Regions from separate parts of the Homo sapiens genome. Here region 1 is linked to region 2. Evidence: chromatin contacts called from ENCODE Hi-C or POLR2A ChIA-PET data. All regions are on one chromosome and are shown on one strand. The core of a region is the stretch at or near the end of the contact, and the rest is flanking DNA. Distances in the headings are between cores, read along the strand shown.

Region 1 (4,612 bases), core at 1,290-3,789, 76 kb after region 2:
TCCTGGGTGGTGTCCACTGGCTTAGTGAAGAACAAATTATGGCAAAGTGGCTTCCTTCAGTGGTATTATTAAGTCTCAACTTCAATATTGTATCTCTTTCTTATTGACTAACACTTTAGAATGGGCTATGTCCCCTAGTATATCTACATTCTCAGCCTATAACTTCGATTCGTAGCATTTGTCACAAATTTAATTTAAGCAAATATTTGTGTAATAATTTGTATGATGAACTCCTTTGTCATTAGAACATAAGGTCCATGAGTTGATTTTTTTTTTTCACTTTTGGAAGAAATACAAATGTTTAGCTCAATGCTAAACATATATGAGGATCTCACTTAGTTTTTGTTGAATGAATCAAAGGAAGGGAAAATAATTTACCTGAAATGATGAACAAAAACAATAAAAAGTTTGATTTCATTAGAAGTGAACCTAGTTGTTTCCAAAATTTGTAGATTAAAAAACGGCCCTTTTAATTACTGCTTATTGAAAAATTATGCAATGAGTTACAAGCCCCCATGAATTCTGTCGTGCCTTTCTAAGACCTTGCATTTTGTTGTAAGTCCATTTACATATACTTGGAAAATAATAGGGAGTTTCTGTATGTGACACATGATTTATTCCACCTGCAGGCAATGCCGCAGACAAGCACACACACTTGGTGTTCTGTTCCACCGTTCTTTGGATACCAGATGACTGTCACTGTAGTTTGGAAACTACTAAGCTAATACCCCAAATTGCACCCTATTCTAACATTCTGAGGTTTATTCAGTGTTTGGCAACAAGGTGAATAAGAAAACCTGACATTTAATAATTAGCACAAAACAACTGTAAAATCTCAAGCATGCCTTTTAGCCGTCAGCGTTGCGTAATAAGTTGGTAGTGCTATTCTTCTGGGGCTTCTTTAAGATAACATAGGTATCTGGCAAGGAAGTGTCTACCTCTGTCTTCTCCTGTTCTCTAATCTCTTAATTGTTACTTCCCAACAGATGCCAATGGGCCAGAGAGCCTGTATGACACAATCCAAAAACATCAGCATCTCAAGGCACAGACTAACTCAGAGAAGGGGTTAGAATGGATCCAGAGGGAAAATGTTGAGCAACCAGCACAGCAAAGAAGCTTATCTTTGCACACTTCACAGTTTTTAAAGCACTCAGAAAATCTTCAAGGCTGCAGATTGAGAAAGTGACAATGGATGAAATAGAGGAGCAGAACAGTTAAGTGACTTGCCCAAGGTTTAACAGATAGTAGGAGGTATTAATAGAAGCGGACCTTAGCAATCTGAACCTTGTGTCTAATGTCTTTGTTGTGTATATCCTTCCCACCTTTGCCCTCCCTCCCCAAACACAAGAATGTTCTTGTAGATGGAAATCTTTTGGTGCTATGGCTGAGCAATGTGGGTGGTTTGTGTTCTGTTTCTTTTCTGTTTATTTGGGGATTTTGCCTCTGTTTATAAAATATTATCTCTCGGTGTCTATAGTATTTTGCTGTTGTTGTTAAAGTGCCCAGAATCTCTCAGACCTTGGTGTAGCTGAGTTGTGGCCAATATGATGCCTGATTATTCACACTGTGGGGGAAAAAGAGTAGGCTTTTGTAAACTTATGGAGGACTGCCCCCTGGGGGCCAGAAGAATGAACCCCTCCCTGGACATGAGTAGAGTAGGTGCAGGAGGCTGATAAACACGGTGAACCCTATGTGCCCATTAATATCCAAGAAAACCTCAGTAGTGGCATTCTATTGGGATCACTCATGCCAATTCCCAGATTTCTCATGCATTACTTTTCTCACCCCTTAGCAAGCCAAATTTAGTAAAGATTACTGTAGAAAACCTAACTTTTCAAAATTAACAGGTGTTTCTAAAAGAAAACTAGAACAATGAAAAAAAAAGTAAGGAGACAAGATTGCCTATCATCGCATCACCAGAGACAACATTTTCTCCTAAATCTTTCTAGCCTTTATTTTCTGCATGGATATATATACCTATTATATATATAATTTATTGTAACACTTTGGGAAGCTGAGGCAGGTGGATCACTTGGGTCTAGGAATTTGAGACTAACTCGGGCAACATGGCAAAACCTGGTCTCTAAAAAAATACAAAAATTAGCCGGGCATGGTGGTGCACATCTGTGGTCCCAGCTACCCGGGAGGCTGAGGTAAGAGGATTGATTGAGCCTTGAAGGTTGAGGCTGCAGTGAGCCATGATTGTGCCACTGCACTCCAGCCTGGGTGACAGAATGAGATCCCGTCTCAAAAATATATATTTTAAAATAGAATTATTCTGTACCCTCTGTTCTCTGGCTTGCTTTGTATCCTCTATAGTGTCTTAATGGCATAGATTTTTTTCAAGTTCACACAGAGCTTTTCTCAGCTATTTCATAGCCAGAATAAAGCTGTGGCTAGAGAGGAATGCCCTCTAGCTGGAGAAGGCAGTATGATGGAATGCCAGCTTCCCAAACCAAAACGTGCTTATGAACCACCTGGGGGCCTGCTTAACATGCAGATTCTGATTCAGGAGGTCTGGGGTAGGACTTAGGATGCTGTATTCCTACTGTGCTCTCTGAGGATGTGGATGCTGTTGATCTGCGGACCACACTTTGAGAAATACACAGGTGACAGCTGTGGTGGAAAGAACTCCCATCCAGGAATCAAAACATGTCTTCACATTTTGGCCATGGAACTTGGGGTAAGTTTCTAAACCTCTTAATCTTTGTTCTTTTACATATAGAAAAAGAAATCATAAACATCTGAACATGCTAAGCTCAAAATATGGGTTTATTAAAGTATAGCTGAACTGAAATCCAGTCATGATAGAAAGACTAGTTGAGGAAAGAATAATTCTATCTCATATCCCCTATTCTCCCCTGTCACTCCAGCAGAAGAAAAAATCTGCCATCAGAACAGGAAAGAAAGCTCACTAAATAGCTTATTTGCTAAAGAAGTCCAAGGTACTGAATTTAGACAGGTAAATTGATCTATTTTGCCTTTTCAAAGCATTAAATAAAAAAAGAACTATAACCCTAATGGACGGGATCCCCTAGCTGTCTCTGCCCACCCTACAGCAGCTTGAAGGCTGATTCGTTTCTTTTACAAATACATGAACATCTCAAATATATGTCCAAACTTCGAGAAATCTACTTTTCTTATTTCTGTTCTTTTTCTATTTTTTTTTTCTGTCTAAGCGCCAGACACACACTGTCTCTCTCTCTCCCAATCCTCCTTTCCATTGCCTCCCCATCTTGCTGGTTTCAACTTCTTTTCCCTCCTAGACACAGTATTCCCCTCTGGATCCCTCCACATTCCTTCCCTTTCTAAATTCTTGGCTTCTCTAATTCATGTGTTCACATACATTTCCCTACTCAACACAAAGGCTCCTTTCCAGGAGTCTGGTGGGACCTTGCTTTTTCCTTGACATATTATTATTATTTGATTTTTTAAAAAACTGTGATTCAAAAGCAGAAGAGCATAAAAATTAGACTTGCGTGTTTCTCTTTTCAGCTAGGGAAGTTGCCAGCTACATCATCTTGTAATTCCCAACTCCTTTTCTTACAAGGGCAGACTCTTAATCACTCAGCTTGGCTTCTCTTTCAAAGGTAGGAACAGAGGGAACCATGAGAGAAAGGACTGATAGAAAGGACTCGCCCACTGCCTGAGGAGCCACCTGAGACAAGGATAGTCAGTCTAGTTCTGTGAGGGGGAGTAGATGCTGGGCTGAGCCAGTATGATGCTTCCTTGTGTTCCAGGAAGTTCTTTGTATAAAAACTGAAAGAACTGCTTTTTAAGGGCTGTTTGATTCTGGACTCCTGTGATTAAGTTCTGAAGGCCTCACACTGAGACCAAAATTCCCCAATTATATTCTCTTGAAGAATCACCCTGGGTGGGCTCAGCTTGGGGGTAGAGAGTTGTAACTAGGCAAAAAAAAAAAAAAGAAAGAAAGAAAGAAAGAAAGAAAGAAAGAAAGAAAGAAAGAAAGAAAGAAAGAAAGAAAGAAAGAAAGTGAACTAATATAGTTTAATTTATTGCCCACATCAGGCCAAGATAAAATTTCTGAGATTTACATGTCCAGATATTTAATGAGCAAATGCTTTCCTTTACTGAGATTTTTTGGTAGTTGTATGTAATTCACTTTGTTGCAATTTCCTTGTTTATTCCCATGGAGCCTAACATAGTCTCCAGCTTCTTAGGGTAAGGGCAGCAAATCCTTCTCTGCATACCCACAGCAATAGAGTAGGGGAGAGGATGGAGAGTTTCTTTGTTGTGATCTAGTCACCTTTCTCTCAGATTCCTGATTTTATGTAATAATTGTGTATGCGTGCGTGTGTGTGTGTGTGTGTGTGTGTGTGTGTGTTGGAGACATATGGTTTAGTGTTAATTTAAATTAATATGAGATTACCCAAATACTTTTTAGAATAATTTGAGTATACTTTATTTATTTTTATTTTTTAAGACGGAGTCTTGCTTTGTTGCCCACGCTGGAGTGCAGTGGTGCGATCTCGGCTCACTGCAACCTCCACCTCCAGGGTTCAAGAGATTCTCCTGCTTCAGGCTCCCCAGTGGCTGAGATTACAGGCATGCGCCAACACACCTGGCTAATTTTTTTTGTATTTTTAGTAGA
Region 2 (4,561 bases), core at 511-3,010:
GTGGATCTGAGTGTTCAAAAATCAGAAATTATGACACCAAATCCCATGGCCATTCTTCTCCATCTAGATCTATATTTGTAAGGATAGGTGGCACACACCATCAGCTCAGATTGGCCACATAATGTGTGGAGCTCAGTGCCAATATTTCTAGAACTCTTGAATTTTAGAGCCAGAATGGCCCTACTTATAATCTATTCTAGTGATTTCCCAACTGTGTTCACCAGAGACCGTTTTTTCCACTGAGCTTCCTCAGAGGCCACCAAGGGGTAGAGGCTGGGCACATAAAAGGAAGGTTGAGAAAGTCTCTATCAAAGCAGTTTCACTTGTATTGAGCTTACGCATAAGATTACTTCTGATTTTTTTTTCTAAAAGAAGGAGGTTGTATTAGTCTGTTTTCACATTGGTATAAAGATACTGCCTTAGACTGGGTAATTTATAAAGGAAAGAGGCTTAATTGACTCACAGTTCTGCATGGCTGGGGAAGCCAAAGGAAACTTATAATCGTGGCAGAAGCTGAAGAAGAAGCAATTACCTTCTTCACAAGGAGGCAGAAAAAAGAAAGTGTGTGAAGGAGGAACTGTCAAACTCTTATAAAACCATCAGATCTCGTGAGAACTCACTATCATGAGAGCAGCATGGGGGAACTGCTCCCACGATCCAATCGCTTCCCACCAGATCTCTCGCTTGACACGTTGGGATTACAATTCAAGATGAGATCTGGGTGGGGACACAAAGCAAAACCATATGGCGGTGCTCACAGAAAATCTCACATTTAACTCAACTATAATTATTTCAACAATGGAGAAATTAAGGCCCAGAAAGGTAAAGGGATATGATCAAATTTACATGGTGAGTAACAGATCCATGTCTCACCCTCACTTTCCGAGCTTTCAGCGAATGCTTTTTAGTTAGAGCTGTTATATAATAAGAGGTACTTTTAAAAGCAAACAGTAGCAAGACACTAACAGGAAGCCAGGTGCTTTGAATTGCCTGGCCAGACATGACAATGGCCCCGGCTAATGTAACACTGTGTTTGAAATCAGAAAAGCTTGATGTGACTTCCTGATAAACTGTGTAATCAGCTGATTGACGTCCATTCATTCACTACTTCATTCCAATGTTTATTAAGGGTCTGTATATGCCAGGCACTGTTCTAACTCCCAGCTACACAACTGTGGAAAAGATAGATTTTGAATGAGTTACTCAGACTTTCTCATTTATTTATTCAAAAATTGGTAATGAGCATTTACTATGAGTCAACCCTGTGGCAGTGGTAAGGACACAGCCTTCAAAGGAATCTCAGGTGAGTGGGAAAGGGGTTAACAAGTATTTATTACACAGAATAATGAGTATTAAATAGAGGTGCATTCTGAAGCATATAGGTGGACCTCACCCGGAGAAAGGTCTCAGAAAACTTAAGATGAAGATGAGATCTGAACAAGAAGGAGTTAGAATAGCTCAGTTATCATATCTGTAAAATGAGAATAACTCGATTATCTCATCTGTAAAATGGGAATAATATCTCCCCCCCAAGGGATACTGTGAAGGCCCAATGAGCTACATATGTGAAAAGTCCAGCCTGGCACTGAGGAGTGAACATTACACGTCACTTTCCATCTCTGTCTTTGAACACACAAGAGTTGACCAGGATCTTAGGTCTGTCTCTCTGTCTGTCTGTCTGTGGCTAATGACCTGTGAAATCAGCAGCCCACATAATAAGAAATCTTTGTCTCTGGCCTCATTAGAACCAGGTTCCCGGCAAGTAACCAGTTCCAGACACTGGCCTTGGAAGGGAGCCCGTGCTGCTGGCCACTTCATTTGGGAATTTCATCCTGTTTGCAAAGATTGCACCAAACAGAATTTTTCTCCTAAAGTGGTTTCCTCCCCCATCCTCCTCCCCTTCACCAAATGATTTATGTCTCGCTGAGGGCTTTTCCCCTTCATAGCCCATCTGGCCTTCCTGCCTCAGCCTGCAGGGAGGGTGTAATCCTGTGTTTGCAGCTTTACAGATGGTTTCTATGGAAATTATGACAATATTACAGCTATTGTGGAGCCACATCACTGCTGACTGAATGAGGAGACAGGACTTGAAAGGGGAAATTTGGAATTAAATATCAACAACCTACGTCCTTAGAGACAATGACTGGTTTTCATGGAGCTTTTCCTATCAACAGTAACAAACAATAACAAACCAATAGTGTTGTTGTATTAGCAATATAAAGAAAGGTTATTTCTCAAATTCTTTGTGCAAGCTACACAGTGTAGACAGAATCAGGCCCTAAGCAAGTGCTCACTGGTAATATTCAGACATCAGAGCAAATTAGAATTTTGGATAGGGGTTAAAAAATCGAGGCATATAACTCAGATAACCGAATGCTTCAAATCTCCACCATGTCACACAAGACCAGGCTACAACTGCATATGATTTGACGTGGTTTGTTAACTGCTCTCTAACATCAACAGAAGAACTCAGCAAGGAATTGGGAAACAGAAATGCTTATTTAGAGACAAGGAGTGGTCAGCATCCATTAATAGTTTCCAAAGATTGAGATGGTAAAGAAGTAACCACAAAACCCCTCCATTTAGAGTTTCTCACCAGCATCGTTCCTTACTTTTGCTGTGGGCCATACTTTTTATATTTGTATATTTTCCTACAGCCCATGAGAGTTTTAGTCTCTTTTTTCAACTATGTTTTGAGGTTGATTTAGGCAAGATCTCTTTTTTGTAACAGAAACTGTACTGCTTTTATTCGATTGCAAAAGCAACCCACAGCATCGTAGAAAATGTAGAAAATGGAGCTGAAGGAACAGAAGAAAACACGTCACACGTTATTTATTCCTCTTACCACTGCTAAGATTTTGTAAAATTTCCATTTAATTTTTTGATTGTGGCTGAGAGCGTGAGTTTGGAGATTTAGACAAAATTCTTGCTTTGTGAGCTGTCTGAGTTCATGCAGTTTACTTAATCTCTCTAAACCTCAGATTTTTAAGCCAAAGAGCTGATCATGCCTTCCTTCAAAGGGCCAAGCGACTAAATAAACCAGGAGTACTTCCTCACAGCAATACTCTCCCATAGCATCATTTTTAATGGCTCTAGAGTACTTTCCATCATATGAATATGACATTATTTATTTACAATATTCTATTACTAAATATTTCAGTCGTTTTATGTATTCTTTACTATTAAAATGCATAGAGTGACTTATAAATAATCTCCAGTCTCTCCCTTTGTTTCCTATGTATTATGCAGCAGAGAAATTTAATTCAACTAATTTACATCAAATACGCTGAGCACAAGTGTCTGTGGTGAGAAGTAAGTGGTAGGCCCTGCCCTTACAGAGCTGAGCAGGATGGTAGGTTGGAAACAGCACTGACCTGGGAAATAAGAAATTGGAGTCTCAGCTCCTCCTCCGCAATCCTCTTCTATTAACTGTAACTTGGGCAAAAGATCTAATTTTTCCTTTCTCATCTGTAAAAATGATGTAATTATAGTATCTTCTTCCAAGGATATTTGTGAACAGAATTAATTAATGTAAAGTGCTTTAAAAAGTGCCTGGCCCAGCACTATTCACAATAACCAAAAATGGAAACAACCCAATGTCTATCAGCTGATGAGAAGATAAATACAATCTGATATATACATACAATGGAATACTATGCAGCCATAAAAAGGAAAGAAGTACTGACACATGCCACAACATGGATGCACCTTGAAAACTATGCGAAGTGAAAGAAGACAAACACCAAGGCTACATATAGTATAATTTCGTTTATATAAAATATCCAGAATAGGTAAACAAGTAGAAAAAGAAAGCAGATTAGTGAATGCCAAAGGCTGGAGGTTGTGGTGTGATGAGAAAATTCTGGAACTACATTGTTGTGATAATAGTAAAATATTGTAAAGGTACTTTATACTTCTGAATTGTACTTAAAATGGTTAAAAAGGTAAGTTTATGTTATGAGTATTTTACAACAACTTTTAAAAAGCAATGCCTGGCATATAATAAATGCTCAAAAATTTTTATTTTTCATCCTTATCACCTCTCAAGTCCTCAGTTTTCCTATTTGTAGAGTGAAAAGGGTAGGACAAAATAATCTTGAAATTGCTTCTAGCTCAGAGTTTCTATCTATAGTCTAGTTGGATGAATGCCTTATGATGGAGAAATCTTTTCATGAATATCGATTCCGTGCCTTCTCCCTCCTCTGGACTGAAAGGGGCCAGTCAGTGCCCTTCTGAGCACTCATTTCTGTAGCTGCCATCACCTCTTCAACATGATCCCTTCAAGTACCTAATAGATTTCTGACTGCTATTAACCCTGAAGAGACTCATGGTGGACACTGAGTAAACATCTGTTGGGTCCGTAAGTGGATGAAAGAATACATGAGTCAAAGAGTAAATGGAGAGCCACTGACTATCAGTGAATACTTCAAGTGGACCTAGCCCTGGCTGAGTTACTGACCTCTAAGTCAGATTTCCTGAATGGTAAGCATACATCTTCCAAGAGGTAATCAATTCACTCTCCCAATTATATCCTTTTACTGCATATTCTTGATCATATTTT

Evidence for each region. Hi-C counts contacts between places; a loop is a spot of excess contacts on that map. ChIA-PET counts read pairs that join two places held with the same protein, here RNA polymerase II (POLR2A). Pooled maps may share reads with other maps.
Region 1: a map of endothelial cell of umbilical vein shows a loop between it and region 2 (4-fold over the local background). The contact joins the promoter of JAKMIP2-AS1 here to the enhancer-like site in region 2. A Hi-C loop is called at or near these places in 1 of 168 maps with a recorded cell type or tissue (endothelial cell of umbilical vein) and 4 of 50 pooled maps. POLR2A ChIA-PET finds 5 or more read pairs at or near these places in 2 of 52 experiments (H1 and WTC11).

What each region holds. Positions count from the first base shown.
Region 1 is chr5:147,557,455-147,562,066 of GRCh38, forward strand. It overlaps JAKMIP2-AS1 (JAKMIP2 antisense RNA 1), which reads left to right and starts at 2,540. Exons shown (of 4, transcript NR_038902.1): 1 at 2,540-2,683. RefSeq lists an enhancer at 3,339-4,268.
Region 2 is chr5:147,482,356-147,486,916 of GRCh38, forward strand. All of the region lies in intron 1 of DPYSL3 (dihydropyrimidinase like 3), which reads right to left. Among named protein-coding and RNA genes, the nearest start is that of DPYSL3, 25 kb to the right of the region's middle. Within about 2 kb of position 1,761, at least 16 of the 41 ENCODE cell types and tissues checked have a DNase peak (open chromatin) inside an H3K27ac peak, as active enhancers do; they include endothelial cell of umbilical vein, where a contact is called at or near this core.